Linked DNA regions of Mus musculus: regions 2, 3, 4, 5, 6 and 7 are each linked to region 1. A link is a loop called in an ENCODE intact Hi-C map of the cell type or tissue named here. Cell type or tissue: heart. All regions are shown on one strand.

Evidence for each region. Peaks named below come from ENCODE experiments on the same cell type or tissue, not always from the same donor. Only the 100,000 strongest peaks of a DNase experiment are listed, where the experiment ranks them.
Region 2: it touches region 1 in a loop (7-fold over the local background); 20 of 42 quality-filtered maps call a loop at or near these places.
Region 3: a loop joins it to region 1, with 7 times the contacts of the local background. A loop is called at or near these places in 23 of 42 quality-filtered maps.
Region 4: it touches region 1 in a loop (14-fold over the local background); 19 of 42 quality-filtered maps call a loop at or near these places.
Region 5: a loop joins it to region 1, with 6 times the contacts of the local background. A loop is called at or near these places in 4 of 42 quality-filtered maps.
Region 6: a loop joins it to region 1, with 4 times the contacts of the local background. A loop is called at or near these places in 3 of 42 quality-filtered maps.
Region 7: a loop joins it to region 1, with 12 times the contacts of the local background. A loop is called at or near these places in 5 of 42 quality-filtered maps.

Annotation. Positions count from the first base shown.
Region 1 is chr5:90,192,844-90,196,843 of GRCm38, forward strand. It overlaps Gm35936 (a long non-coding RNA gene), which reads left to right and starts at 462. Exons shown (of 3, transcript XR_389324.1): 1 at 462-502; 2 at 2,117-2,212. In heart, a CTCF peak has its summit at 2,199 (motif pointing left); no DNase peak of the experiment used is centred here.
Region 2 is chr5:89,712,228-89,716,227 of GRCm38, forward strand. The region is part of intron 5 of Adamts3 (a disintegrin-like and metallopeptidase (reprolysin type) with thrombospondin type 1 motif, 3); the gene reads right to left. Among named protein-coding and RNA genes, the nearest start is that of Gm7056, 98 kb to the left of the region's middle. In heart, a CTCF peak has its summit at 2,501 (motif pointing right); no DNase peak of the experiment used is centred here.
Region 3 is chr5:89,838,226-89,842,225 of GRCm38, forward strand. The region is part of intron 3 of Adamts3 (a disintegrin-like and metallopeptidase (reprolysin type) with thrombospondin type 1 motif, 3); the gene reads right to left. Among named protein-coding and RNA genes, the nearest start is that of Gm25758, 11 kb to the left of the region's middle. In heart, a CTCF peak has its summit at 1,584 (motif pointing right); no DNase peak of the experiment used is centred here.
Region 4 is chr5:89,979,819-89,983,818 of GRCm38, forward strand. No RefSeq gene overlaps it. Among named protein-coding and RNA genes, the nearest start is that of Adamts3, 98 kb to the left of the region's middle. In heart, a CTCF peak has its summit at 2,003 (motif pointing right); no DNase peak of the experiment used is centred here.
Region 5 is chr5:90,053,547-90,057,546 of GRCm38, forward strand. No RefSeq gene overlaps it. Among named protein-coding and RNA genes, the nearest start is that of Gm35936, 140 kb to the right of the region's middle. In heart, a CTCF peak has its summit at 2,357 (motif pointing left); no DNase peak of the experiment used is centred here.
Region 6 is chr5:90,135,935-90,139,934 of GRCm38, forward strand. No RefSeq gene overlaps it. Among named protein-coding and RNA genes, the nearest start is that of Gm35936, 55 kb to the right of the region's middle. In heart, no CTCF peak of the experiment used is centred here; no DNase peak of the experiment used is centred here.
Region 7 is chr5:89,542,154-89,546,153 of GRCm38, forward strand. The region is part of intron 1 of Npffr2 (neuropeptide FF receptor 2); the gene reads left to right. Among named protein-coding and RNA genes, the nearest start is that of Npffr2, 17 kb to the left of the region's middle. In heart, a CTCF peak has its summit at 1,509 (motif pointing right); no DNase peak of the experiment used is centred here.

The DNA.
Region 1 (4,000 bases):
ACTAAAAATGAAGTTCAGAAGGGAGATTAGAGGACAAATTGCAGGGAAGAGAAAGAGGGGGGTGGGTGGGTCTGATTAAAACACCTTATGTGCATGTTTGAAATTCTCAACTTATTTTTTTTTAAGATGCAAGAAAGATGGTTCAGAAGTTAAGTTGTATTCCTCTTGCAGAAGGCCCAAGTTCTGTCTCTAGCACCCACTAGGGCGGCTCCCAACACCTGAAACTCCAGTTCCAGGGGATCTGATGCCCTCTGCTAGCTTCCGTGAGCACTGCATGCACATGCACAAAACTACACTCAGATATACACACACCCATATCATTTAAAATAAATTAATTAAAAAAAAACCAGTCAGTGTGCTGTGAAACACTTGATACGGTGGCTACCCGGTGACGCAAGTGCCTGACGTAAGGGAGTCCGTAGGCAGAGCTCCGGGGGGAGGGACAGAATACACAGCCTAGAAGCCTAGGGGCTGGGATGAGTGTCTGTCAAGGAGTCCGTTGGTAGGCAAAAGGGGCGTTTAGGGGTGAGTGTAGATGACCTGGGTGAATGTCAAGATACTCGGAGCAAAGAGCCCAGGAAAAGCCTCAACTGTCTGTTCCTTTGCCAGGCTACCGTCTAGTTAGTGTGTGAATGTCTGGCAGGCTTGTGCTTTGTAGGCACGGTCTGAAACAGTAAGGTGTTTTTTTTTTAATTGCACAGTAATAGATCATTTGGCAAAAAATATTTTCAGCCAACACATTATACAGCCACCCACATGAACACACATCTCAGCAAGTGCACAGAAAACATCCCATATTATAAAATTTTCTTGGGCTGATTTTATAAACCAGAAAATAAAATAAAGCTAGCTGCCCTTTGTAGGACAGAGGGAATAAGGCAGGAGTTACCTGAGTAATGTTAGGTGGCTCAGAGCCACTATGAGACTTCAGAGTCATACTCAAGAATGTGATGGGTAGAGAATGTTCCCTGAGAACCAAGGAGGAAGAAATTACCTTATTATGGGGAAAGGAATTTCATTTTGGCTGTGGAAGCTGGACCAGGACTGGATAACATCAGAGAGCTGGAGAAAGGGATCAGGGCGGGTCTGGTGCCTGCCCATCCTACAGCAGCATCTCTATTCTGGCTGTTTTTGTCAAGTTGACACAAGTTAATCTGTGAAGAATGGCCTGAAGTTGAGAAAAGGCCTCCATCAGATTGGCCTGAGGGCAAGCCTAGGGAACATTTTCTTAAATGAGGGAGGGCCTAGTTCACTGTGGGCAGTGCCATCCCTGGGCTGGGTGCTATAAGAAAGCAGGCTAAAGAAGGTGGCCTAGTCGGCCATCATTGGGAAGAGAGGCCCCTTGGTCTAGCAAACTTTATATGCCCCAGTACAGGGGAACGCCAGCGCCAAGAAGTGAGAGGGAGTGGGTAGGGGAGCAGGGCGGGGGGAGGGGAGTTTGAGGCCAGCCTGGTCTACAAGGTGAGTTCCAGGAAAACCAGGACTACACAAAAAAAAAAAAAAAAAAGGAAGGAAGGAAGGAAGTTTCTGCCTTGATTTCCTTCAGTGCTGAATTTGTGGCATGGAAGAGTAAGTCAAATAAACCCCTTTCTTCCCGAGTTACTTTGGTGTTTTAGCCCCGCAAAAGAAATCCTAATTTTCATAGAAGCCTCAAAAAATACATATATTTTAGAAGTCACAGTCATGCTACCAACAAGCTCAAAGCTCCCCATACAGCACTGACAGTCTCTATATGCTATAATACCATATACCTCTCTATGTAGCATTGACAATTTCTGTATGCTATATATCGTCTAACATAGTCTCAGTGTGCTATAATACCATATACCTCTATATATAACATTGACAATCTCTAAATGCTATAAGACAATATACTATAATTTGGTGTTGGTGGATGGGGTATTTTTATTTTGACAGTGTCTCTGTAGCCCTGGCTGTCCTAGAACTCAGAGACCCACCTGTTTTACCTACTGAACGTTGGGATTAAAGGCCAGCACTACCATAACCATCTTAGAATCTTATTTAAGTGTTAGTGTAGACACATTAAAGAATCAAAAAAAAAAAAAAACAAAACAAAACAAACAAAAAAAAAACCTTTCTTGTTTCCTTTCTGAAGTGAACGGAGAAAAGAGAATCCCAGAAGCCCTGTGTCCTGTAGGCTGGAGAAGGATCTTCATCCGACAGTGTTGGCTGCCCTCTGCTGGTCCTTTTGGTAAAGACTGGTTACTCTAGAATTTTCATCCATTCGTTAAGTGCCATGTCATTTGTAGAACTGTACATAGAATAAAGATACTGTAGTGCCAAGGAAGTGTTAGTGAACCCCAAAAGACGAGTCAGGAGCCGATCCGATGCAATCCCATGAGGGCCTTGATTTACAAGCTGAGCTTGTGAATAGGACAGTTTGGGTGGAGACGATCACCGAAAACTTACTGGGTTTTATAGAACATGGCAAGTGAGGGGCATGTGTTTCTAGCCTGACAGGCATCTAATTGGAGTGCTACTGTAGCCTTTAGCACAATCGGATGGTTCTGGAAACCAAACCACAAACTATTTTGTTTCCCTCTGCCTTAAGTAGGGGCAGGTTTGTAACCTGGGGTGAAGACTTCTTGCTGGGGGATACCCTGGAAATCCTTGATTTGTTGGGGGAGATTAACCTGGAGACACAGGTCTTGTTGGGGATGAGCTAGGCTCAGGTTTTGTTGGGGGACAACTTGGAAACTAATGCTAGGTACCAGCCGGTTAGTTTACCTGCGTTCAAACTTAGGTCAGGTTCTCTAAAACACAGTGTGAACTTAAAAGATTTGGTCTCAATTCCCCGCTTTCTCTTGTAACTAGAAGGCCCAATCATGGAGCTTTCTGAAGTTTCATAAGCAGTAACAGGGCGATATCTTTGTGGTGTCCCTGAGGCATGGGATGTAGCCCATCAGTGGGAGTCAGGAGGAAGTCTTGGGGCTGAATTCTCCTCCTGCTGGCCAGGGTCATAGTCTACTGCAAACAGATGTGTGGTGGATCCACAGTGCAACTTTGTAGCATTGGGACCCCTTCAGTGAGGCTCTAGTGACCGCTGGCAGTGTCTCTTGACTAGGACCTAAAGTTAGTGGAGCTCCGGAGGTGAACTTGTTTTATAGAAAGCACGAAGTTTAGGCCAAACATGTTATATACCCATTGGACACCCTCAAGATTGTCTAATAATTGGTGATCATCTGCTTCTATAATAACTTCTGCCAGCAGGTGAATCAAACATAATTTTAAAAGGGGTGAGTCTCAGCCAGGCGTGGTGGCACAGGCCTTTAATCCCAGCACTCGGGAGGCAGAGGCAGGCAGATTTCTGAGTTCCAGGCCAGCCTGGTCTACAAAGTGAGTTCCAGGACAGCCAGGGATACACAAAGAAACCCTGTCTCAAAAAACCAAAAAAAACAAAAACAAAAACAAAAAAACAAAAAAACAAACAAAAACAAAAAAACAAAAAAGGGGGGGGTGAGTCTCATCTGGTATTGGGGACTTCCATACGCTATAAAGGGCAAAGGGGAGGAGAGTCACCCAGTCTCTGACAGTCTCTAAGGTCAATTTAGTTAAGGTCTCTTTAGGGTACTATTTATCTTTTCTACCTATTCTAAACTCTGGGGTCTGTAAGCACAATGAAGTTTCCAATCAATCTACAGAATATTATTTAATTCCTGACTTACCTGGGACACACATGTAGGTCCTTTGTCTGACCCTATAAACCTAGGAAAACTGTACCTTAGGAGAATTTCTTTTAGCAGTTTCTGTGTTATCATCTGAGCAGTCTCATACTCAGTTGGGAAAGCGTCAGTCCAACCCGAAAAGGTATCTACAAGCATCAGTAAATATTTATATCTAAATGTTTTCTTGTTCTAACTGTGTGAAGCCTGTCTCTCAGTAGACTCCAGGCCTAGCCTTGTCCCTCACGGGCAGGCATCATGGTTCTTGACAACATTAGCTATCTTCAAGTTGGCATCTCTCTCTTTTTAAGATTTAT
Region 2 (4,000 bases), 480 kb before region 1:
ATGCATATATACATATATATGCATTAATTATATATAGTCATTAATTAGAAAGATCTAGCTTGGTAGCTATAGAAGATAAGCTAGATTAAAAAAAAAATACTCTGTGATGAACCCTTGCATTGCCCAGGAGTATAGGCAGGTGACCCATGGCCAGTTTGGCTTACTATAGGCTAACGGAAACCCAAAGTATTGAACTCACTATGTACTGACATATAAGAGAGCTGGTCAACAATACAATGGCATTTAAAGAAAATAACAGAGACCAAAGAGCCCAGAAAATGTGTCCTATACAGAATGACTTGGGAGATACAGTGATTAAAGATAGAAGACATTAAATTTCTCAGATCACATTGCTTCAAAAATCCCTCAATGGCTACCAACTTGAGGATAGCAAGGGACAAAATAAGGTGAGTAGCTGGTGATGCCACTGGGGACCATGATAGGGTCCTAGCTTGCACTGCCACAAGGGGCCACGTCTGTAGCAGCATGGTGCCACCGAAGGCCAGGATGGCATCCCTGGTCTGGGCTGCTGCCCTGGGCACATGTTGATGTCTGAAGGCTGTGCAGAATTGGCCTCAGCCTTCACCTGAGCATCATGGGAGAGCAAGAGAGCAAATGAACCTTCCCTCCCCCAATTCCAGGGGTTTCAGGTGAGCCAGCCCCAAGGATATAAGATATAAGCATTGGAGAGAGGGCCCTACCTTTTGTCCCCCCTGCAGTGGTGTGGATGAGGGAGAGATACCCTCCTCCTGCCTCTCCCCTCACCTCCTGCTACAGGCAGAAGACCTGGCCTTGGGGTCGTGAGAACAGGAGAATTGTCCTTGCCCTTCACCAGCTACAGCGCGCAGCAGACTTGGTCTTGTATCCTGCTTGATCAGCACAGTAGAGCTGACCCTGACAGTGGGGGTGGAGGCAAGCTAGAATGAGAAATGAGAGCATGGGAGAGCTGACCCCCACTTGTCTGCCCTAGTATGGTGACATGGGTGAGGGAGAGATGTCCCCCATTTCACTCCTTGCTATCTATAGCAGGCAGGAGAGCTGGCTCTGGAGACATCAAAGTGGGATAGCTGGCCCTGCCCTTCATCTTGGTAGCTCAGTAGAGCTGCCCCTGGGTGTGGGGGTTGCAGGTGAGCTAGCACTAGGGTTTGATGCCCTCCTCCTCCTCCTCCTCCTCCTCCTCCTCCTCCTCCTCCTCCTCCTCCTCCTCCTCCATTCTCTCATCCCATGACATCTATAGCAGGCAAAAGAGCTAGCTCTCTGGGTCATGAGAATGGGAGAACTGTCCCTGTCCCTCACTGCTCACTGGCAACAACATTCAGGAGAGTGGGCCCTGTACCTCACCTAGGCAGAGGGTAGAGCTGACCCTGGTTTTAGGGGTTGCTGGAGAGCCTGCCCTGAGGGTTTGAAAGTGGGAGAGCCAAAGGGATGACCAGCTCACATACCTCCTCAGGCCCAGATCCAGGGCTTGGAATTGGCCTAACCCATTGATGAACTGCTGGAGAGCACGAAGGAACCAGTCCTACAGAGCCAAAACTACAGGATCTCCATAACACAGGGAAACAACAGGATATCTGAGAGGAGTCCCAGGAGCCAGAGGCCTTGTACTAGACCAGAAAGTCATTGCAATGAACATTTGCAGGCAAGGGAGAATGGAAAAAAAGATACTGTGGGACATACTATGACACAATGAGATTTTTTTTTCTCAGTTGGGGTGGGGTCCTGTGGGGTTGCAGGGGTGGAGAGCAGGTTAGGGGAGGGGAAGATGCAGTTGGATTTCCGTGTATGATGAGAAATTCACAAAGAACCAATAAAAAGTTTTTTAAAAAAATTAATCAAAGGAGGAGCAATATTTTCACAGTAGCAGAAACTAGTCTTCCAATAAGAAAAACCAACAATAGCAGTCTATCCTGGGCAAAGACCTGCATCTTCACCGTGTTGCTTCTCAAAGATCCAGAAAGTTGACTCCTATGTATAACTCACTTTTAATCCATGCTTAGTAACATGTCAGCTCCCCATCTCCTGATGCGCGTCAGTGCTACAGGTACAGTGTTGTCACACCGCGACACACACAGGGCAAGAGCACTAGGAGGAAGAATGAGCCAGGTTCTCTGGGGTCATAGGTTCTGGGTTCTGGTTCCTGCCTTCCCACAGTAAGCTCAGGGACTTTAGAGTGGCTACCTAACCACTCTGGACCTCAAGTTTCTCGGTGAAAACTTGTATCCATAATTGCTCTGCCTGCCTCATAGACAGGTTGCTCAAATCAAGCAGGATGACACACCTCCATCCTCTGCCAAATGCCAAATCCTTTCCAAACCCATCGGCCTGTATATGGGGAGGTTTTGTGAAAACCCATAGCCACGACCCACCTTCTCTCTCTCTCAAAAAAAAAAAGCTTTAATTTGAATTTGTTCCATGTCAATCAAGTGGAAGGTGAAATTCATAATTATCAAGAAAATTACTGGAAAAAAAAGTCATTGCCTTGTAGTTTGTCTCAGAGGTGGTAGAGATCTGTCAGCAGATGGCACTGTGCACCTCTTGATAGGAGAGACGGACCAGTTGTCTGTTCCCTACACCTCCAAAGCACCTACACCCCCAGCTGGCTAGTGGGCCTTCTCCTGTTTACTCACAAATAAAACAGCTCCCACTAAGCTAAACAGAAGTTTCAAAAGAGCATGAGGAGAATCTTATTTTGAATGACTACTTATCTGAATCTTAAAAGCAAAGCAAAAATATTGGCAAATTTTTATTTTGAGTTTGTGTGTAATCCGGTTATAGTAGTCCATAAGAGGCCTAAAGGCCCACCCCTATCAGCTGCCTATGTTTACCATGCAACCAACACAGTATAGAAGGAACTAAGGGTGTGTCAGACTGAATTCCCAACTTCACCCAATCAGAGGGGACTAAAATAATGTTGGTAAAGACGATAGTTTTAAGATGTTGTACTGACAAAGAAAGCATATGTCCCCAAGTAAAAGCAGCACCATCAGGATCCACTTGCAACACTTAACATCGTGTATACCTTTCTAGATGCCAGACATTGTTGTTCATATGTCAGCCTGTACTGAATCAAGTAACCCTTGAGACACTCACAGATATAATCTTTACTTTACAGATGAGGACATTGAAACCCAGAGTTGTTAATTTTCCCAGTGCCACAGTCACAGAGCAAGCTGAGGGCAACATTCGTTTGTTTTGGTTATCTTCTTCCAGATGAATTTTAAAGAAAGGTGAAGATAGATTTATTACAAATAACAATTTCTTTTTTTCATCAAAACAATGGTGCACTAAAAGTACTGGAAAAATCAAGGCCAGAAAAAGGTGAATGAAAAAAATAAGGTGTGGCGTCAAGTCAGTGTTGGGCATAAGAAAAGCACTAAGTGTAGATGTTGCTATAAGCCATGCATTTGACACAAGAAATACTGATCACAATGTCACTCGTAGTGCCAACCTACTGGGCTCTGGATATGTTCAATGAGGAGTTCAGGGTCGAGCCCAGAGTTCTCATTAAATGACCTGAAAGAAAGGGTAAACAGAATATTAATTCAATTTTCAGATGGCCTTGACTTTGATGAAGTTGCCAATGATATAAAGAGGGCAAAAAAGGCAAAAATCCAACCAAGTATCTCTTTCCTTGAAAAAAAAAAAATTCCTTCCAGGTTTGTTCCCGGTCAGAACAATTTCTCCAGGGCATTCCCCTGGCAGGACAGTCTGACCTTTGTCTGACTAGCTGATGAACAGCTCTGTCTGGCTTCAACAAAGAGACACTCATTTTTCTTCCAGGTGAATTGGGTCTTGAGAGGCAGTGTGGTAGAATGATTAGGAACATGGGCCCTGTCACCTACCTGCCTAGCTAGGGTTTTAGCTATGTGACCCTGGGCATGTGATTTCATCATCTTTGCCTCAGTTTCACATTGGTAAAAATGAATTGCCACAGTATTGTATTCACAGTGTTATCGAAGGGAACACATGAGTCTATATGGAAACAGAGATTAAGATGGCA
Region 3 (4,000 bases), 350 kb before region 1:
AACACACATAAAGCCCTTGGTGTTCTGCCTGGGATAGAGCAAGCATTACTTTATCATGAAAGTCAGGCTTAAACTGTAATCATCCCCAAGTTCTACAAAGCTACATCCTCAAAAAATAAGGCTCAATGTCAAACCATAAGCCCTCGCCCAGATACAGTACATTTCCTATAAATTCTGCTACATTCTGCCTGTCAAACTTGCCATTTAAGCTGGGAGGCTTCCTATCTTGATTCCTACTTTATTTAAGGATAACCATGGTAGCCACATGCAAGCAAATGCTTTCAGAAAGTGAACAAGATGATTTCAACAAGTCCACAGGATGTGCTACCCAGACCTCATTCGAAATAAGGTCAAAATATCTTGATTTCTACTTGAGATGGCTTCCATGCCTCCCATTGAAAACACAGCTGTAAGCTTCCTTTGAATCATGCAAGGAAGGAAACCCCATGAGTTTCAAGTAAAGGCACGGATGTCTCTGGAGAGACAGAGTCTGAGTGGGCTGGCAGGCTGAATTATTGAAACGGACAAGAAGCGAAGGAGGGACATAGTCAAATCGGAAATGGTACATCCTCTCTCCTACACACAAATTCAGAATCAGAAAACAACAATGTGAATGTTTCCACCCACCAATGGCCTTCTGAGTGGGTGGACTGGGACGAGTCTCATCCCTCAGCAATCACAACAGACCTTGATCTTTCCAACACCTGTCAGTATGTACACATCATTAATTATGTCTTAATCCAATTCGTTTCTCTTCAACTGAGAAACTTTTCAGTTCCATGAGATGTCCTCTTTTGCAAAATGAGTTAAACAGTACCTCCTACATTGTCCTCATTAAACCCCTGATGGATGACAGGGCTGTTGCTTATTGAGTAGTTCATGAAGCAGTTTAGAACATTACAGACTCAAAGGCCAGAAACTGAGAAGGGACTGAGGCCAGTCACCTCAAGAGAGGACTAAGCTCACCACAAAGCCTAAGTCTATATTTCATCCCATGTACTGTGAAAAAGAATTTAAGTAGTGATTCTCTGAACTTAGGCCATTTTCATTACTAACATAAGGCTAAATGCAGGCTGATTATACTTATCTAATGGAACTTTGAAGTCTCCCACACAGTCTCTGTTCAATTCAAGCACCTCACTTACATAACCCACTGCTTGGGATCCGATACAAAAATGAATCATAACTAAAAAAGAACAATCTTCATTTTTGACAACATGAACAATGCCTAAGACACTTGTAAAAGGTTATAACCATTATAAAAGTTAAAATGTTAACTTCAAGCAGGGTCGGGGGTGGGCGATCAACCTGAGTCCGTATTAAAGTGTGTTGTTTCTCATGATACCAACAGCTGCTTCAAATTCAGCCTTAACACCTCAAATTGAATACACATTTGTATTTTTAGACTATTTTTCCTATCCGGGTAGATGGGAGCTTATAATCATCCCTCAACTACATGAATAACTGTTAGTCTTAAAAACTTGGACACTGCCCAATAATAACGTTTGGAGCAAAGAGACAGCAAAGGTACGCATATTCAGTCTGCATTGGAGGAGCCCAAAGCTCCAGTGTTGAAGGCTTTGTCCCCAGCTGGTGGCACTGTTGAGATGACTGCATGATTTGGGCAGGAAGCCCATGAGCTGCATTGAAGAATCCTTTTGCTGAACTGGCTACTGAGGTGAAGCAGGTCACTGGGGACGATCTGTCTCTGGAGAACACACCTTGCCCCCAGGCCCTCTCTCTTCTCTCTGCATCCAGGCAGTAAGGTGAGCAGCCATATCCTCCCACCAAGGTGTCTTACACCACACACGCCCAGAAGCACACCCAAGTGGCCAATGACTGAAACCTCTCCAGTCATGAGCCAAGACTAAAGTCCCCTCCTTGAAGCTGACTTTTGGCAGTGACAGAAGATTGACATTTCTTTGCCTTTTAATGAGATCTGAAACAATACTTTCACTTCATGGGAAAGGGAAAGTCTTGTTATATAGTCCAGGCTGACTCTTAACTGGGAATCCTCTGCCTTACCCTATCAAGTGCTAGGACTTCAGACATGGAGAACCATGACATGCCAATCCCCTGATCTTAACAAACATAAGAGAATTCGGGGGGGGGGGGATCTCAATTTTTTTTTTAACCTGAGGATTGCACTCTTTATAAGTTGGGATGTTTGTTTATAGGATAAATGCTCTGGAAACAAAAAGCTTGAGGCTGAGGATGGATGTAGCGCAATATTATACCATTTGCCTTGGAGACATGGAACCCATGGGCTAGATCCCTAGCCCCACAAAACCAAACAAACAAACAAACAAACAAAAAAAAACAAAAAAAAAAGAAGGAAAGTATAGTCAGATACCACTTAACTAGAAGTCTAGTACTCAACTACATATAGTAATAACCAGGGTTAATAATAATGCTTCATCCACTTCAAAAGTTAAAGGGGATGTATTAATGCTCCTATAACAAGACAATGATGACCTTTTGAAGTAATTGATATATCCAATATGGCCATTCCACAATACACACACACACACACACACACACTCACACACTTAGAAACTGCTTTTGCTACAAAATTTTGGGGCCACAAGGTAAATGAAAAGAAGCTGATGGTCTGGCACTTTGCATCTGTCTCCTTTTGACTGGGGGTGGGGGGGAAGCTTGACTCTGTACATAGGTTATGAGTCACTCAAGGAAAACCCATCTAAAATTCTAACCCAGAGCTTCTAGGCTGAAAGCAGAAAGCCAAGAGCAAGCAGGGTTTCTTATTATCAGCCTTTACATCGCATTTCAGATCTCTCAGATGCCTGAAGGTCTTTATTCTTCATTAACAAACCTTTAGTCATCCAGGATCCCACTCCAGGAAGAGTAAAGCCTTTCCAACAGATCTCCCCATGATGAGACCAACCGTAAGCTGAGGCAATCATCTCATAGAAACTGGACTATCACCTCAAACAAAAGGGACATCTTCACAGTCAGCTTGCACAGTAGGACCTCAGGTAATGACCATGAACCACATGTCTTCCTGTCCTTGCCCAAGTCCTTCCTCTATTCAAACCAAAGCTCACGCCTCATCCCTGAAGATGGGTGGAGACGGGTCCTCTCCATTGTCCCAAAATGTCCATTTTGATCAAAATCCTTTCCTTCCTTTTTATCATCTCTGTCTTTGCAACAAGTAGACAGGCTTGCCATACTAGATGGCACCATCTTAGGTCAAGACCCCTGTTAAATACCTATGTATCAAAGCATCACATTTCACCTACAGAGATACATAATGATGTCAATTAAAAACAACATGAGACAAAAAAAAAAAATCAAGGTCTTGTGGTTTCATGTTATAGCCACATGATTTTTTTGTTTGTTTAATTTTTTTTGTATAATGAAACTAAATTAAACCAAATAGTAAAACTGTATGCAAATACCAGTAAAATTAAAATTAGATACATAAGAAAATGTATGGCTTGTGCTATGTAGCATGTCAAACAAATCTACATATTTTCTTACATTTAAATTGAGGATTAGATATGAAAATTCCACACTGAAAACTTCTTTAAAGCTTTTGAAAACAGTTTATGGATATGTGTATTGCTCCTGTTAGCTCAAGAAATCAGTAAGCCTACCAAAACGCAGCCCACACAAAAGTGACTCACCGTGACATTATTTCCAGGCATAACCTGAACAATATCTTTAACATATGATCCTAGCATAAGGAGAGCACTTCAGCTGGTGGAAGGAGAAAGAAGGTACAGCTGGTTAAGTGCAAGGGTTGAGGTGTCGCCTTCTCAAGGGCGGTTTCATGATCAAGATTCAGTGTGTGTACCAGAAGCTACAACACGTCTTACTTCAGTTTGGCTCTATTGGGGAAAGATGCTTTGAACGAGCAATGTGCCTTGTTCTCTGTCACCCAAACTAAAATTCACCCAATGTATTTGCTTTTTAAAGCTTAATGGTCACAAGCTTTAGGGCAATTTTTATTCCCCATGTGCTGTCTCTCCTTCTCCCT
Region 4 (4,000 bases), 210 kb before region 1:
TTACCCTGGATAGATGAGTTGATGGTAAAACCCAGCTCACAGGTCAGTCCAGCTGGCTTCATGGTCCATGTATGTTACTGTTCATATTACCGATCATAACAAATGTTATGTTGTCCATGAGGAACAAGCGAACTGTATTTTTATTCCACACACTCTATAGCATAGCACTTGTTAGGGTAGCTAACTTAGGCTCAGCTCTGCTCACCTTTCCTTTGTGTCCTGGCCTAAGCCTGTCTACAGCTTCCTCTTTAGTTCTACAACAAAGGAATAGAAAGCCAAAGGACTTCCAAGGGATTTTTTTTTAAGCTTTATTTTTATTACTTTAAGTTATGTGCATGCTGATGTGTCTATGTCTGGGTATGTGCACATGCGTGCAGGTATCTCAGGAGGTCAGAAGCCTCACATTCCCCTTCGGGCAGGAGTAAAGGCAGTAGTGAGTCCTGCCACATGGGTTCTGGGAACTGAACTTGGGTTCTCTTAGTCATCTCTTCAGCCCCGGAAAGTTTAAATAAATTAGTGGATGTGGGGGCGGACAGATTGTAGGAGCCAAAGGATTGGGGAGTTTGTTGTGAGATTGTGTCTCCTAGCAACATAAGCATCTGTACCCATAAAGTCTCATTAACATGACTGCCCAAGCATGAGCTGAACAAGGGTGACACCCACAAACCTGCCAAGCTGGGTGGAGAACAGCCCACAGGGCCTCAACCCTACAAAAAGAGGAGGCAACAGAGTCAAACTGGGAGCAGGAGAGGTGGTCCTCCCCAGGGAGGGGATAGAAGAGGTGGTCCTCCCCAAGGAGGGAATAGGAGAGGTGGTCCTCCCCAAGGAGGGGATAGGAGAGGTGGTCCTCCCCAGGGAGGGGATAGAAGAGGTGGTCCTCCCAGGGAGGGGATAGGAGAGGTGGTCCTCCCCAGGGAGGGGATAGGAGAGGTGGTCCTCCCCAAGGAGGGGATAGGAGAGGTGGTCCTCCCCAAGGAGGGGATAGGAGAGGTGGTCCTCCCCAAGGAGGGGATAGGAGAGGTGGTCCTCCCCAGGAAAGAGCACACCCATTGTCTGTCCAGTGCCAAAAGGTCAGCTATGAAAACATACAATCAAGTAACATGTGAACTCAACAGGTTGTATTTTGGAATATATATTGTGGTGGTTTGAAAATGTTTGGCCCAGGAAATGACACTACTAGGGGGTATGGCCTTGCTGGAGGAAGTGTGTCACTGAGGGGCTGGGCTTTGAGAACCTCCTCCTAGCTGCTTGTGAGATAGTTTCTCTGGGCTACAGTCAGATCAGGATGTAAAAACATCATCCACTAAAGAATAAGTTTTTCTCACTGACTATTTCTGTTGTAAAACTGTTTAGAGACATGGGTTGGAGTCTGCAAAACCTAAAGTTGAGGCTATAAAGTGAATATGAAATGGAACGCCTGCTTTCAATAATCTACAGCATTCAGAGCTGCTTTGTGTCTGGTCATGCCTGGCTGTCTTTATACCATGTCCATGGTGGGAAACTAAGAATGCTATTCATTTATATATGCTGTCCACAGCTTCTATAGTGTGGGTGTTATAACCTTCCATTCATATTTGAAAATCTTAACCCTTAAACTTAAACAGTATGAGGAAGCAGACGCTTTGAAAATGATTAGGTGATGAAGGCAGAGCCCTTGTGAGTGGGATTTATATCCTTATAAAAAAAGAAGTCTCTAGTTGTGTACGATGGCGCCATCCATCAGTTAGGAAACTGGCATTCACCAAACACAGCATCCGTTGGCGTCTTGGTCTTAGATACCCCAACCTCCAGCAGGAAGTTTCCACTGTTTATGAGCCACTCGGTGTAAGGATTTTTGTTGTTATTGTTGTTGTTACAGCAGCCCAAACAGACCAAGACGGCAATTAATTCTTCTTGCTACTGACCTCAATTGAATTTAGTTTGGCAGTGACTGAAATAAAACCAGGAACTACGGAAACCAGGAACTGAGCTTTTTTAAAAAGCTCCATACTCCCAGAAGGTGGCGCTATAATGCATACAGCCATATACAGATGCTTGACACAGTTACGGAAGCGTGAAGTTTGGACTAATGGCTTGGCCTGAATTTTGTTTTATATATTGGTTCTCTCACTATACATCAAAATCTTTAGGTTGTTTGTTTGTTTGTTTGTTTGTTTTAAGTTTCAAAAACTTAGAGGCAGGCCTAGAAAATGGATATCCTTTTTTAAAGCATTACAGTGATTGGCTTTTTCTCCAGAGCTGGTGACCAGTGACTAGGACGAGACGCAAGCACACCAAAGGGAGCTAGGGATGAAATCAAAGCCTCGTATCATTGTATCATTGTATCGTTGGGAGACTCTGCATCTGATCCAGTGACAACACTACCGGTGTGCAGCAGACATTTATCAAACAGCATATGTCCTTGGGGATAATTTTTGGAAATTATGAAACATTTATCTCATGGTTAAAATGTATCATTTTTAAAGTGGCCATGTAACGGATATAATTTGTTAGTGGAGCCTTGCCTCTGGTCCCCGGTTTCTTCCTATAAATTAAGGTGTGTGTGTGCAAAGCCGTGAGTGGATGCTCTGCTTGTTAAGGCCTCTTTTGGCTGGGAAATGCTTTTTACTTTCTTCCCATTTCTTCATGTTAAAGGGTAGATCCTAGGGAGAAGAGAGGACCTACCAGAAGTGTAGAGGAGAGCCAGGGTGGCCTCAGTTTCTCTTTCTGTCTATAGGATAACACAACATTGTCTGAACAACTAGAAATACCATGCTGGGTTGGCATAAGTTGAAGAGCTTCATTTCCCATGAAACTGATAAAATTTTTAACCTTCTTGGCTTCTCACCACACAGTTCCATCCTAAACCCCTATGAAGAACTCTTAAAAAAACAAAAATGTCTCAAACTTACAAAGTTGGTACAGATGAGAATTTTAGGGCTTCTGGCTAAGATTTGCAGACAGTTTTATTTCATTGTAGCAGAGTCTGTGTCCGTGGTTTTCAGTCAGGTCTGTGGTACAGTTAAGTCATTGACAGAGAGGTTTCATATGGTAAAGTAGCTTTGCCTGACCCTGCAAGATGCTCCATACTTCATTACCACAGTTGCATTGTTCTAACAGTAGACCTTTGAGATGGTTTCTGTGCTCACTCTGCGAACAGGATGCAGCAAGCCCTGCCTATCCTCTGACCTTCTTCTCCTGCTTTACCTGTGTAGCACACCCTGCCCCAACTGCGTTCCTCACAGTGTTTAGGGAGCATTCTGTGTTCTTTATTCTTTCCTCCAGGTCACTTGTATGAAACCTAATGTGGTGGTGGTGGTGGTGTTGATTTGCTACAAAACAGTGAGACAAAAATAACAAAACTTGTATGTCACCACTTACAGATCAGCAATGACACAGTAATGACTCATCAACTCAAAAAAATATATACAATTAATCATCCAACAAAAAGGCACTAACATTTGATATCTCACATTTAAATGGCACATGAGGGGTTTTCTTGAATGTCACAAAATATCCCCAAATTTTATATTACTTTTCCAATAAGTTCTGAAGATGAAAGAAAAATTTATTAATAAAATGAATTTTTATCAGTCATACTAGAAAAAAGATTAAATCCCTATTCTATTTTTATATAGTATCACTAAATCACCTTCAAGCAAGAATTGTAGTTGATGATTAGCCATGACTTAAACATGACTAAAGGTTAGTGGCTTCATTTCAAAGATAAAAATAATAGCATTTGTTGGAATGTCGCTTGTCCATCAGTAACATGAGAAAGTTTTTGATTTAACAAGATGATGATTTTATTTAATTGAAAGAAATATTTCCCCAACTTTCAATGTTATTCATACTGTAATGACTATAAATATAATAAACTTTTCAATTACAGCCTCTATACTATTCACATCTTCTCAACTGCTGTTTAAAGTCTAAAAATAGAAAAACAATAAATTCAGTAATTCAAAATGGGTCAACTGATATCCCTTTGCTTATTACTGAAAGAAATTAGAATATTGGT
Region 5 (4,000 bases), 140 kb before region 1:
ATTTACAGCAGTCTACTAACACTGCTTATTTAGGCAGAGGGCAAAAGCAACCGTGAGATAAACCATCTCCACTGACTAGCTGTATAACCACTGTTTCTCAAACACAGAACAATTTTGAGATCCCTGAATGCTCAAACATCACCCCTTTCTCCTAAAGGGTCCTTATTTACTCTCTGCGGGCCTGTTCATGGCAGACTGTCGAGCAATTTTTTGCATCGCTTCAGCCCTTCTGAAAGAAGGAGGAAAGGAAGAATGGCGAGGAGAGAAGCAGAAGTGTCCTGACTGAGGCGTGCGATTCTGTGTGGTGGTCGGCAAGCTCACTTTCTACCGAGCATTTCTGAAACCAAACGATGGGCACAGCATCACCATCCCATGAACAGTTTGCAAAGCTACGCTGACGACCCGGCTTTCTGCATCAGCATAGTCAGTCCAGGCCTCAAACAGTGCTAAGATGCAGGTCTTAAGGCCACCACTTGCATGCTCTCTTTTACTGCCGACCGTGTAGCCTCATTGCCATCCAGGGACCACTACCCTATTCTCCAACAACTGAACTGCTTTTCATTGCTCAGAGGTTGCCCTGCTTGGTCCTTGTTCTGGATTTTCAGGCAGGCCTGTGTTCCATGTTTGAAACTCTCCCTGCCTCCCTTCCACACCCCTAACCCCTTATTCTGGTCTCTCACACCAGAACAACACTGTCTCTGGAAATCCCTCCAAGTCAGGGTACAAGCTTGTGTGCCTCCGGCCCATGCTTTCCAAATATCCTTCCCTGATTTTTTTTTCATGACATAGTCTTTACTATACACATCATTATTGTTTTCCATTAACTGTGTCTCTACCTAACTTTAGGTCCCTGGAGGCAAAAACCAAGTCAGCCGACTTCTAGCATCTGGAACGCATGAGACATGCTGTCGTAATATCAACACTGATTGAATGCTCTGGGCTAAAAATTAAATACACATTATCTGACTTAATCTCCTAATAACCCTCAAGTCTCCACTGATCCACCTCCTTGTTGATATGTAACATGTGTTCTATGGCTCCTATCTAGAAGTGTCCAATACCATTACCCCATCAAGATACGATCTGGATCTACTTCCTCTTGCTAATATAACAAACCAAAGGCAAATTCACCTAAAGGCATAACCCTACATATGAGTCATGAGTTTTAATGAAGCATTCAAAGAAAAACAATGCCTTCAACCCAAATGAGGAGACCTGAGCACATTGGCTGTACTATGAAGATTTAGCTTTTGTTTTAATCATCATTTTGTAGGTCATATCTTTGAAACCATACCTTTGAGACCATACCTTTGCTCATTTGGAAGAAGAGAAGGTGGTTTGAGGCACTGTGGTGGTTTGAATATTCTTGGCCCAGGGAGTGGCACTAATAGGAGGTGTGGCTTTGTCAGTGTAGATGTGGCCTTGGAGGAAGTGTGTCACTGTGGGGGTGGGCTTTGACAGCCTTCTCCTGGTTGCCTTCAGATGAAGATGTAGAACTCTCAGCTCCTCCTATGCCATCCCTGCCTAGATGCTGCCATGTTCCCACCTTGATGATAATGCACTGAGCCTCTGAACCCAGTAAGCCAACCCCAGTTAAATGTTGTCCCTTATAAGAGTTGCCTTGGTCATGGTGTCTGGTCATGGTCATGGTCACAGCAATGGGAACCCAGATAAAAGCAGGAACCTTTATTACAGCCCTTCCCTGCTCCTAAGCTTCCTGCCATCTAACTAGCAGCAAATAAGGAAGCAATCACACTCACCATATATTCTTTTGTTATATTGACTTCAATTAGGAGTTCACCATTGAAGCTCTCTACAACTCTCAACACCACATGGAAAGTACAAAACATTTTAGATGTGGCAAAGCAACAGTCTGTTCAGACCAGTGAAATTGTTTCCCAAGTGCTGGGAATGGGGTATTTTTCACCTTAACACTAAGCCCCATGCCCACCCCCAAGCTCTCTCCTTGATGACATGAAAAGTGGTTAGAGTCACAAGAACACATGTAGAAAACATTTCTCGACATCAGCACCCAGCTTGGGAAATACAACATCCAAGAGTTCTGCACAGAGATGCTTGCTGCCCTTGGAAGCAGCCACAGCCTGTGAGGTGTTAGGAACAGCTGTGACATACACTTAGCAAAAAGTTCTTCCCTTGATGTTTCAAAGGAAGGAACACTTCGGCACCAGTCTAGAGGTTTTAGAAACTAAGAAGGTAGAGTCAGAAGAGTAGACAAATGATAGAAGAAAGAAGCGGGTACCACCCTGGGTGCCACTGAAGTCAACTGAATTCAGTGTGAGATGGCCAAGCTCCAACACTGCTATCCTGCCACCTAGTGGTAAAAGGTCCCCCTAGCCTGTCACCCACAACCTGAGCCACACAATGCTCATCAGTGGTTCTCAACCTCTGCTCATGACCCTTCTGGGGTCAACCCTTTCACAGGGCTTATCTAAGACCATCAAAATTTACATTACATCAAATATTTACATTACAATTCATAACAGTAGCAAACTCACAATTATGAAGTAGCAACAAGAATATTATGGATAGGGGTCACCACATGAGGAACAATAAAAAAGGGTCACAACATTAAGCAGGTTAAGAACCACGAACGCCGTTTGTAGACGTTTCCCATTCACTGCCTCACTGACTTACCTCTCAACAGGGAGCCATGGTAACCCTCTGTTTTCCAGGTGATGTAACTGAGGCAAAGATCTCTAGATGATTTGCATATCATCACGTCTCTAAAAGAAGAGAAGTAGGAATTATCCATATGCTCTATGGGTGACAGTGCCTTGAAAGTCTAGCAAGGCGACTGACTGTCGCTTCTACCCTGATGAAGTAAATATAGAAAAATATGTCCAGGGCAACTGAAGAATGCACTATTATGCTCTTCACCTACAACTGAACTATTTAGAAATTTTAAATAATTAATAAAAATAAATAAACAAACAAACAAATCAGGCGAGCGGGACCAGACAATAACAACAGCCTGGAAGGCAGCACAGGCATCCTTTTGGTGATATATGCCACTACGCTAAGGGAAAAAGAGGTAGGAGTTGGGAGCCATCTTAGCACAGGGCTTCTTAAATATTTTTCATTCTCAGCCTCTTTTGTTTCCAGAAGTTTTTAAGTGACCCCTGTTATGTAAGTGTATAAAATAAGCATAAAAAACAAGCATCTACTGATAATAACTTATAGATAAATTTGTAACTTTAAAATGTATAAAACATTCTTTGATATATATATGATTTTACAATTCATTATAGACAAGGTGAGTTTATATACACTTATACACTTAAACACTTTAGGTGGATTTGCTTATTTTTACATAAATACTTAAATATTGGCTGAACATTCACTACTGCAGGACACAGATCATCTATCTTCAATGCTTTCTAGGGTTAATGAATACTTTCATTTTATATTCATTGTGATGGTTTGAATATGCTTGGTCCAGCAAGTGACACTATTAGGAGGTAAGGCCTTGTAGGATTAGATGTGGACCTTGTTGGAAGAAGTGTGTCACTGTGGGGGTGGGATTGGAGACCTTCCTCCTAGGTGCCTGGAAGCTAGTCTTCTCCTGTTTGCCTTTGGATGAAGATATAGAACTCTCAGCTCCTCCGGCTCCATGTCTGTCCAGATGCTGCCATGCTCCCACCTTGATGATAATGGATTGAACCTTTGAATCTGTAAGCCAGCCCCAATTAAATGTTCTTTATAAAAGTTCCCTTGGGACCCTGTTATAGCTGTCTCATATGAGGCTATGCCAGTGCCTGGCAAATACAGAAGTGGATGCTCATAGTCATCTATAAGATGGAATACAGGGCCCCCTATGGAGAAGCTAGAGAAAGTACGCAAGGAGCTGAAGGGGTATGCAACCCTATAGGTGGAACAACAATATGGACTAACCAGTACCCCCAGAGCTCATGTCTCTAGCTGCATATATAGCAGAAGATGGCCTAGTAGACCATCACTGGGAAGAGAGGCCCCTTGCTAT
Region 6 (4,000 bases), 57 kb before region 1:
AGCTGACTTGTCTAGTGAAAAGAAAAGTCAAAGGGCAGGTTTTGGTTGTGCTCCATGTTTCAAAACAACCAAGAACAAAACCACCGAGAAGGAAGGAAAAGCAACATCAACGTCTCTTAAGTTTACTCGATCTTATCTGCATTATTTTTAACATTGAAAACATTTTGGAAGTCAAATGAAGCCATACTCGAATTGAATACTCCAAAGAGGGAAAAACTGGCATGAGGGAGCCCGGGGCTTGCCAAACTGAAGGAATGTTACTGAAGATTCCTTACATAAATGTTCCCTGGCCTTGGAGTGAACTAACAGGTCTTAAAAGTTGCATTAGCCAAAGCAAATTCCCGTAGCAAATAAAGTTCTTCAGTGAATGCATCAAATTTTTCCCTTCTGCTGCTTAAAGAGTAGTCGCTACCAGGTATCCTTACAACCAGCAAGCTCAAGTGTTCAGGGTGTTTCATAGATGACTTACCATCTACGAGACAGATTGAACTGTCCCAGTTCTAGAAGGGAGATGGAGGTCAATAAACCGTGGAGCAAACTGCTTAAGAGCTTGTCCCAACATCAACACCAGAAGCAAGCTCTGCTCAGAATACTTTCTGTTCTTACAACCCTAGGTTCACGGATTTCAAGGCAGCAGAAGGATTTTGTTTCTGCACTGTTTTAGAGTTCTGATAGAATAAGATTAGCAGTCTTGAAAGACTAGACGTTGAATGTTCTGGAATTGAGAGGGGTGCTTTTGGGGGTGGGAATTTGGATCTTTTGACTGTTGTTACTGTTTTTGTTGTTGCTGCTGTTTTGAGTTGGGGGGAGGAGGTTTTGGTTTTTTGAGACAGTGCATCATATTGCCCAGGTTGGCCTGGTTCTCTTGCCTCAAGCTCTTGAGTGCTAAGATTAAGGGTATCTACTACCACTCCTGGCTTTTATTACTTATTTATTTGTGATTTATTTGAGAAAAGGTATGACTTTGTACCTGTGATGGTTTTATATGTTTGGCTCAGGGAGTGGCACTATTTGGAGGTCTGGCCTTGTTGTAGTAGGTGTGGCCTTGTTGTAGTAGGTGTAACCTTGTTGTAGTAGGTGTGTCACTGTGTGCATGGGCTTTAAGACTCATCCTAGATGACTGGAAGTCAGTATTCTACTAGCAGCCTTCAGATGAAGATGTAGAACTCTCAGCCCTGTCTGCACCATGACTGCCTGGATGCTGTCATGTTCCCACTTGATGATAATGGACAGAACCTCTGAATCTGTAAGCCAGCTCCAATTAAATGTTGTCTTTATGACAGTTACCTTGGTCATGGTGTGTGTTCACAGCAGTAAAGCCCTAAGACAGTACCTGAGTTGCCATTGAACTACCATCCTCCTACCTCAGCCCCCTGGGTGCAGGGATTGCAGTTGAGCAGAATCACACCTGGGTGTAAGGAAGTTGCATGTTTTGGCCATGTGTTTAACAAGTACTGAAATGACTTGAATGTCCTTCTGGAACTAGTATTGGGATTGAGTTCCCATTGTAGTAGTGTTGGGAGGAGAGAGTTTGGTAACGTCATGAACCATGCAGGCTCCACACTCACTGATGGATTGGCACTGTTAGAAAGAGCAAAGCCTCTTGCTCTCTCATCGTCTACCATGTGGTGAGAGGATGTAAGAAGGTCTTCATGCCAGATCAACACTTTGGCCTTGTATTTCCCAGCATCCTCATCTGTGAGGCAATCAAATTCTGTTCTTTATATATTACCTGCTGGTGGGGATTTTGATACAGTCACACAAATAGACTATGCTGGTCACTGTCTCATCTCCAACTATCTATTCCACACCATCCTTCCTTCTCTCCCTCGGGCATTGTGCTCGAGTAAATAATTATCTATTATTTATCAAAGTATAAAAGCAACTTTATTTCACTTACCTTAATCTAAGGATAGTGTCTTAATTAAGGTTTTACTACTGTGAACAGATACCATGACCAAGGCAACTCTTATAAGGACAACATGTAATTGAGGCTGGCTTACATCCATTATCATCAAGGCAGGAGTATGGCAGCATCCAGGCAGGAGGAGCTGAGAGTTCTACATCATCATCCGAAGGCTGCTAGTGAAAGACTGGCTTCCATGCAGCTAGGATGAGAGTCTTAAAGCCCACATCCACAGTGCCACACAGGGCCACACATCCAACAGGGCCACATCCAACAGGGCCACACATCCAACAGGGCCACACCTACTCCAACAGGGCCAGATCTTCTAATAGTGCCACTCCCTAGGCAGAGCATATACAAACCATCACAGATGGTGTTTGTTAGAATGACTTAAGGAGCCATACCAGAGGTACAGAGTAGATGTTTAGATGACATTGCTGCTGAAGAGAATTACTAGGCCTACATCAGGGGTCCCGTGCTTGACATCCCAGAGGCCTTCAAGCAGAATACTATCTGTGATCAAAGTTGTAGGATCTCTAGTTAGCACATATCAGAACCATCACGAGTCAAGATAGTTAGGTAATGTGGATCTGTGACAACTGAAAATATGAAAGCCATGAGGAGAACCACCAGCATAACCATAAACTGCATACTGTTACCTCAGCGCACAAGGATTCCGTATTGGGGGGAAAGAAAGTACAAAAAAAAAAAAGATGGTTAGGCTAAAAAAGGCAAGTAACCTCAAATTCATAAAAATATCCCTCTGTGGAAGCAGTATGGAAGGGGTTAAATAGTTGATAAGAATCCATCCCTGATGCTGCCACAAGGACTTCCTGTAGATGAGAATATGTCTACCATGTGCCTAGAGAACCCTGAGGCATCCATAACACAGTGGCAGAGGCCTGTGGCACAGGAAGCAAAGTCTTGATGTCACATAGTTCAGACAACAACATGCCAATCCATCTGAATGCAAAAAATAAAAAAGTACTTTTATTAAAATGTACTTCCAATAGTTCTTAAAAAGTCATATTTGTTAGGCCAACTGCATTCTCAAATGTCACCTTCAATAAGTTAATGTCTGACCCTCTGGTACAGTAATTGAGCTCTGAAGACTAAGGTTTCTAAAATGTGTGGTGTGTGTGTGTGTGTGTGTGTGTGTGTGTGTGTGTGTGTGTGTGTGTTCAAAACACAGTAGCAAAGCAAAAGAGATAGAAGATAGAGGTTTTGCTTAAGGCTTATAAAATATGACTTTGTGTGCTATGGATGTACTGCAGTGGCTCACACCTTTAACCCCAGCACTTGGGAGGTAGAGGCGGGTGGAGTTCTGAGTTCAGTGTCAGCCTGGTCTACAGAGTGAGTTCCAGGGCAGTCAGGGCTACACAGAGAAACCCTGTCTCAAAAAGACAAGATGGAGGAGGAGGAGGAAGAGGAGGAAGAAGAGGAGGAGGCAGAGGAGGAAGAGGAGAAAAGGAGAAAAAGAGAAAAGGAGAGAAGGAGACAAGAAGGAGAAGGGAGAAGAAAGGAGAAGGGAGAAGGGGAAGAAGAAGAAGAAGAAGAAGAAGAAGAAGGAGGAGGAGGAGGAGGAGGAGGAGGAGGAGGAGGAGGAGGAGGAGGAGGAGGAGGAGGAAGAGGAAGAGGAAGAGGAAGAAGAAGAAGAAGAAGAAGAAGAAGAAGAAGAAGAAGAAGAAGAAGAAGAAGAAGAATGAGGAGGAGGAAGAAGAGGAAGAAGAATGAGGAGGAGGAAGATGAGGAGGAGGAGGAAAGAAGAAAGAAGAAGAAGAAAAGAAGAACCCATCCTCTCTCCTACCCCCTGTTAAAGGGGCTAGATTTTTTTTTTCAGTCAGTACTGTTGGGCTTGGAATGTGAAATGGCCCCATCCACTCTTACACTTGAACCCAGCAGGTGTTGCTGTTTGGAAAGATTATGAAACCTTTAGGACATGAACTTTGAGACAGAAAGTATGTCAGTGGGGAGATAGGGTTCAGGTTTAATAGCCTGGTCCCACTTCTTCTTTGTACTCTAACTGTGGACTACTAGGACAGTGCAATAGCCAGCCACATGCTCCAGTGTACATGCCTTTCTCTCCAGGATGTA
Region 7 (4,000 bases), 650 kb before region 1:
AAACACACGGAGGGACTCGTGGCTCTAGCTGCATATGTAGCAGTGGCCGTCCTAGTTGGTCATCAATGGGAGAGGAGAGGCTCTTAGTTCTGTGAATATTCTATGTCCCAGTATAGAGGAATACCAGGGCCAGGAAGTGGGAGTAGGTGGGTTGGGGAGCAGGGGGAAAGGGGACAGGATAGGGGATTTTCAGAGGAAAAGGGAAAGCATTTGAAATGTAAATAAAGAAAATATCTAAAAAAAAAAACACTTAAAAATATATCCTTCTACCAAATTCAATAGATTATCAACAAAATGTACACAATCTGTCATGTGGCTCGGTAAGAGCCAACATAATGAGTCAAATTTCTTTCACAAATTGATGTATTTGACCTTTAGAAAATTGCCAGCTATCATAATTCACAATGTTTGAAGATCCTGTAAAGGGAGAAACCTAAGAGAGTCTGTAACAACAGATACAGCAACAAAGAAAGTGTTTGTCCTCCAAAAAAAAAAAAAAAAAAAAAAAACAAACCTCTAAGCAAAGCATTATGGGTAGCAGCTTCGCGGGGCTGAGTTGCTTGCTCTCTATGGAGCATGTTTCTAATGTTGAAAACAGTTACCTATTCTATTCAAATATTTTAGAAATCTGTCTTTTCAACCTAGTGTTCAACAGTTTCTGTGCTCTATTGCACACCCTACTTGCTTTATTTTGTATATAAGCAGGTAGAATGAATAAAACTACAAAACAGGAGCGCTGGAACTCTGAGTGCATCCTCTTAAAAGTATTATTTGGATTACAGGACACAAAGCACATTTTTCACATGAAATAGTTTGAACTCAATTTCAAGGCTGAGTTGGAGTTTTAATTTAGCATCCTCATAAAAACAGTCCATGTATTTCAATTTATCCTGTTTGAACAGAATTTTTATTGCCTCAAGATTATAGTGCAATGTGATTCTTTCTTTCTTTATTTATTTATTATTTTTAATTTTTTTTTTTGAGGATGGTTGTTTTGTTGAAAATTTATAAAAGGAGCCCGAAAGTGCTTGTCATACTGGAGAAACTCATGAGTTTTGTCCCTGGATCCATGTAACATCAGGCAGAGCCACATGTGCCTGGAATCTCAGAACTGAGAGCAGAGACAGGCAGATCCTGGGTTCTCGCTGGCCAACTAGTCTAGTGTCCAATTACAGTGGGAGCCCTGACCAAATACCTAAATGGAACTTTCAAAATGCAATTAGCTGTAAATCCAAACCAGAAATATCCTTCCTTTGGTAGATGTCAGTTTATAAGTACAGAAAAAATGTGGACTTAAACATTTACCATTTTGTTACTGATATCATAATTGGCTCAGGTGAGGAACATTAGTGAAGTCTGAAGTGTTTTGCTGACTTAACACATCCTAGCCCTGGGATAACAAACATGGAGGCTTTGAAAAGCAAGCTGAGAGCTATGTTTTCATAGTCTGGAGTCAGAAATCTCATCAGAAGGTACAGACATGCTTGCAGTGCCCCCAGAAACCACTGGAGGGAACCCTTCTTATGCCACCCATTGTGAGTCTACTCATTTCTGTGGCTCTGCTGGCAGAAAGAACTCTAGCCTCTGTCTGGTTCTCCATTCAGGCTTTCTTCCCTTGTGCCTGCGTCTGAGTTCCATCCACCCTTCCCTTAATTCCCTTGTCCTTATATTTAGGGCTTTACCCTAAAAATGAGACGACTTTGCTTTTGGATCCTTATTCTTGTTTTCAAAGATTCTCTTAATAAATAAGGTCACATCCCCTATCTTCAATGTGTTAAGGTAACTCTTTCTCTGAGTTAATTTAACCCACTACAATGAAGATCAGATATATTATCTTAAAGCATAGCTTAAAAGATTCATATTAAATAACAAGGGAAAACTAGAAACTTCACAGAGATGTAGGAAAACAGGACCACTGTCATTTCACAGTACACCCTAGACATCTCAATACCTTTATACTCTGGGGAGTACATACTAAAGGACTTAGGGTCCCAGGAGCCTTATATCAGTAACTTATTGTCTTTGGAAACTGCTACTGCAGCTATAAAGATAAAAATTCGTTGAAGTATGGTATTTGGAAAATGCTATGAGATTCTACTAGAATAGCATCTGATAATTCTGTGTATCGCTGCTTTATAATTTCTGTAGGTCTGAAATTAGTACAAGGTAGTAAGTTTCTGGAGAGATGGATCAATAATTAAGAGTGTGTGATGCTCTTCCAGGGATCCAAATTCAGTTCTCAGAATGTCCATGCATCTTTACACACACGCGCACGCGTACATGCACACGCAGACACACAAGCACATGAACATATATCGGATGTCTCACAACTGCCTGTAACTCTAGCCCTCTTCTGATGCCATCTTCTGGCATCTGCAGGTACCTGAACATACATGGCAAACACACACACACAATCAACAGAAGTCAAAATAAATCTAAGCAAAAATAAGTTAGAAAATAAAAGCTGTGGGGAAAAACATTTTCTTATCCTAGGGAGTCAGAGCTTAGGATGTTGCTGTGACTGGGATACTGGTGAGATTTATGATTTTATCTATGTACCCTGGCCTCTGACTGTAGATTTATTGATTTAACAGTTTCTAAGGTAGCAGTGGCTAGAAAATGCTATAATTATACTTTTTTGTTAGCCTGTGAATAAGTTTAGGACAAAACTTTAAACCAAACTTTTGGACTGTTTATTACTTTACTTGTGTTATTTGAGTTTTCTGTTCAGAGCTTCACCAATTTGGCAAAGATTAACTCTACAATGCAGTTAAACTTGATTACTTCAGAGTTCAAGGACCAAATCAATAGAACAACATGTCTGTTGGTGGCTTATCACATGAATCACAGAGACCTGACATCTCAGTAACTGAAAATGGCTAGCTGGGCATGAGGTTCATCTTACTTCACACCATTAGTGTTATTTCTGAAGATACCTTGTAGTCTGGTCTTAGAGTTGTAGAGTTACATGCATGTAATGTATAAACAAAGATGGTGTCTTGTGGCTCCCTGGCAAAAGATACTTGTGTCTGTGGGATATGTAGAGCCATGTTCTTAGCATCATCCTGACTGACAGTGGCTTTAGGCATCTGGAACCCTGCGGTAATTTAGGATTTTCATAGGCATAATTTGGATAGGATGCAATTCCCAGATAAAAGTTGGGGAAGTTCTATGGGAAGGAACATAAGGCTAAAAGAACAAGATTTTGGGAGTGTGTGGTGTTGCTGTATTGAAAGCCACTAAAGTCCTGGTTAATTGTTTTTGTCCCCTTTGTAGCCCTGCATCCTGTATACAAATCGGTGAAAATTCAGGAAAAAAATAAAATGCCCATTACAAAGTTAGTTCATCTGTATAAAGCTTTGAAAGATTGCATTTCTTCTCCTGTCACTTTATGCTTTGCAAGGGATAAGGAGATTGTAGCACAGTAAAGTTCAGTGACTCTCATGGACCCTCAGAGGGGTCTCTCTATCACTGACAGGGCTAAAGGTCAACCTGATGTCAAAATGCTATCATTGAAAACATTTTTCAACTAAAATTGAATCAGGTTTTCTGCAAAGACAGTCTTCTATTCGTATAAATAATGAATAAAACCTGGCTTGCTCCCACTCTCTTGGAAGAAGAACAAAATGTATTTTTAATTTTAAGAAAGGAACCAAGGTATTTGTCTTTAATGTCACAAGTGATGAAGGTGTTTTCTTACATCAGGAGCTAGCCATAATAGGAAATTACAAATGTAATTGTAAAAATTTGAATAAGGTAATAGTTCTTAGCCTGAATTATCCTTCTTCCTTTGTTCATATGATATCTAAAAGAGAAAAGGTAGGGAGAATATCCAGAGACTGAGAGAGACAGCTATTAGATGGCTCTGCTAATTATCAGCAATTTATGCTTCTCATGCTCATTCTTCAGGCTGGATCTGAAGAACTGGACACATTCTAAAGGCCCTTTTCATGCCTTATTGATAAAACACATTTAGTTGGAGGAAGGAAATAGTGTGTTA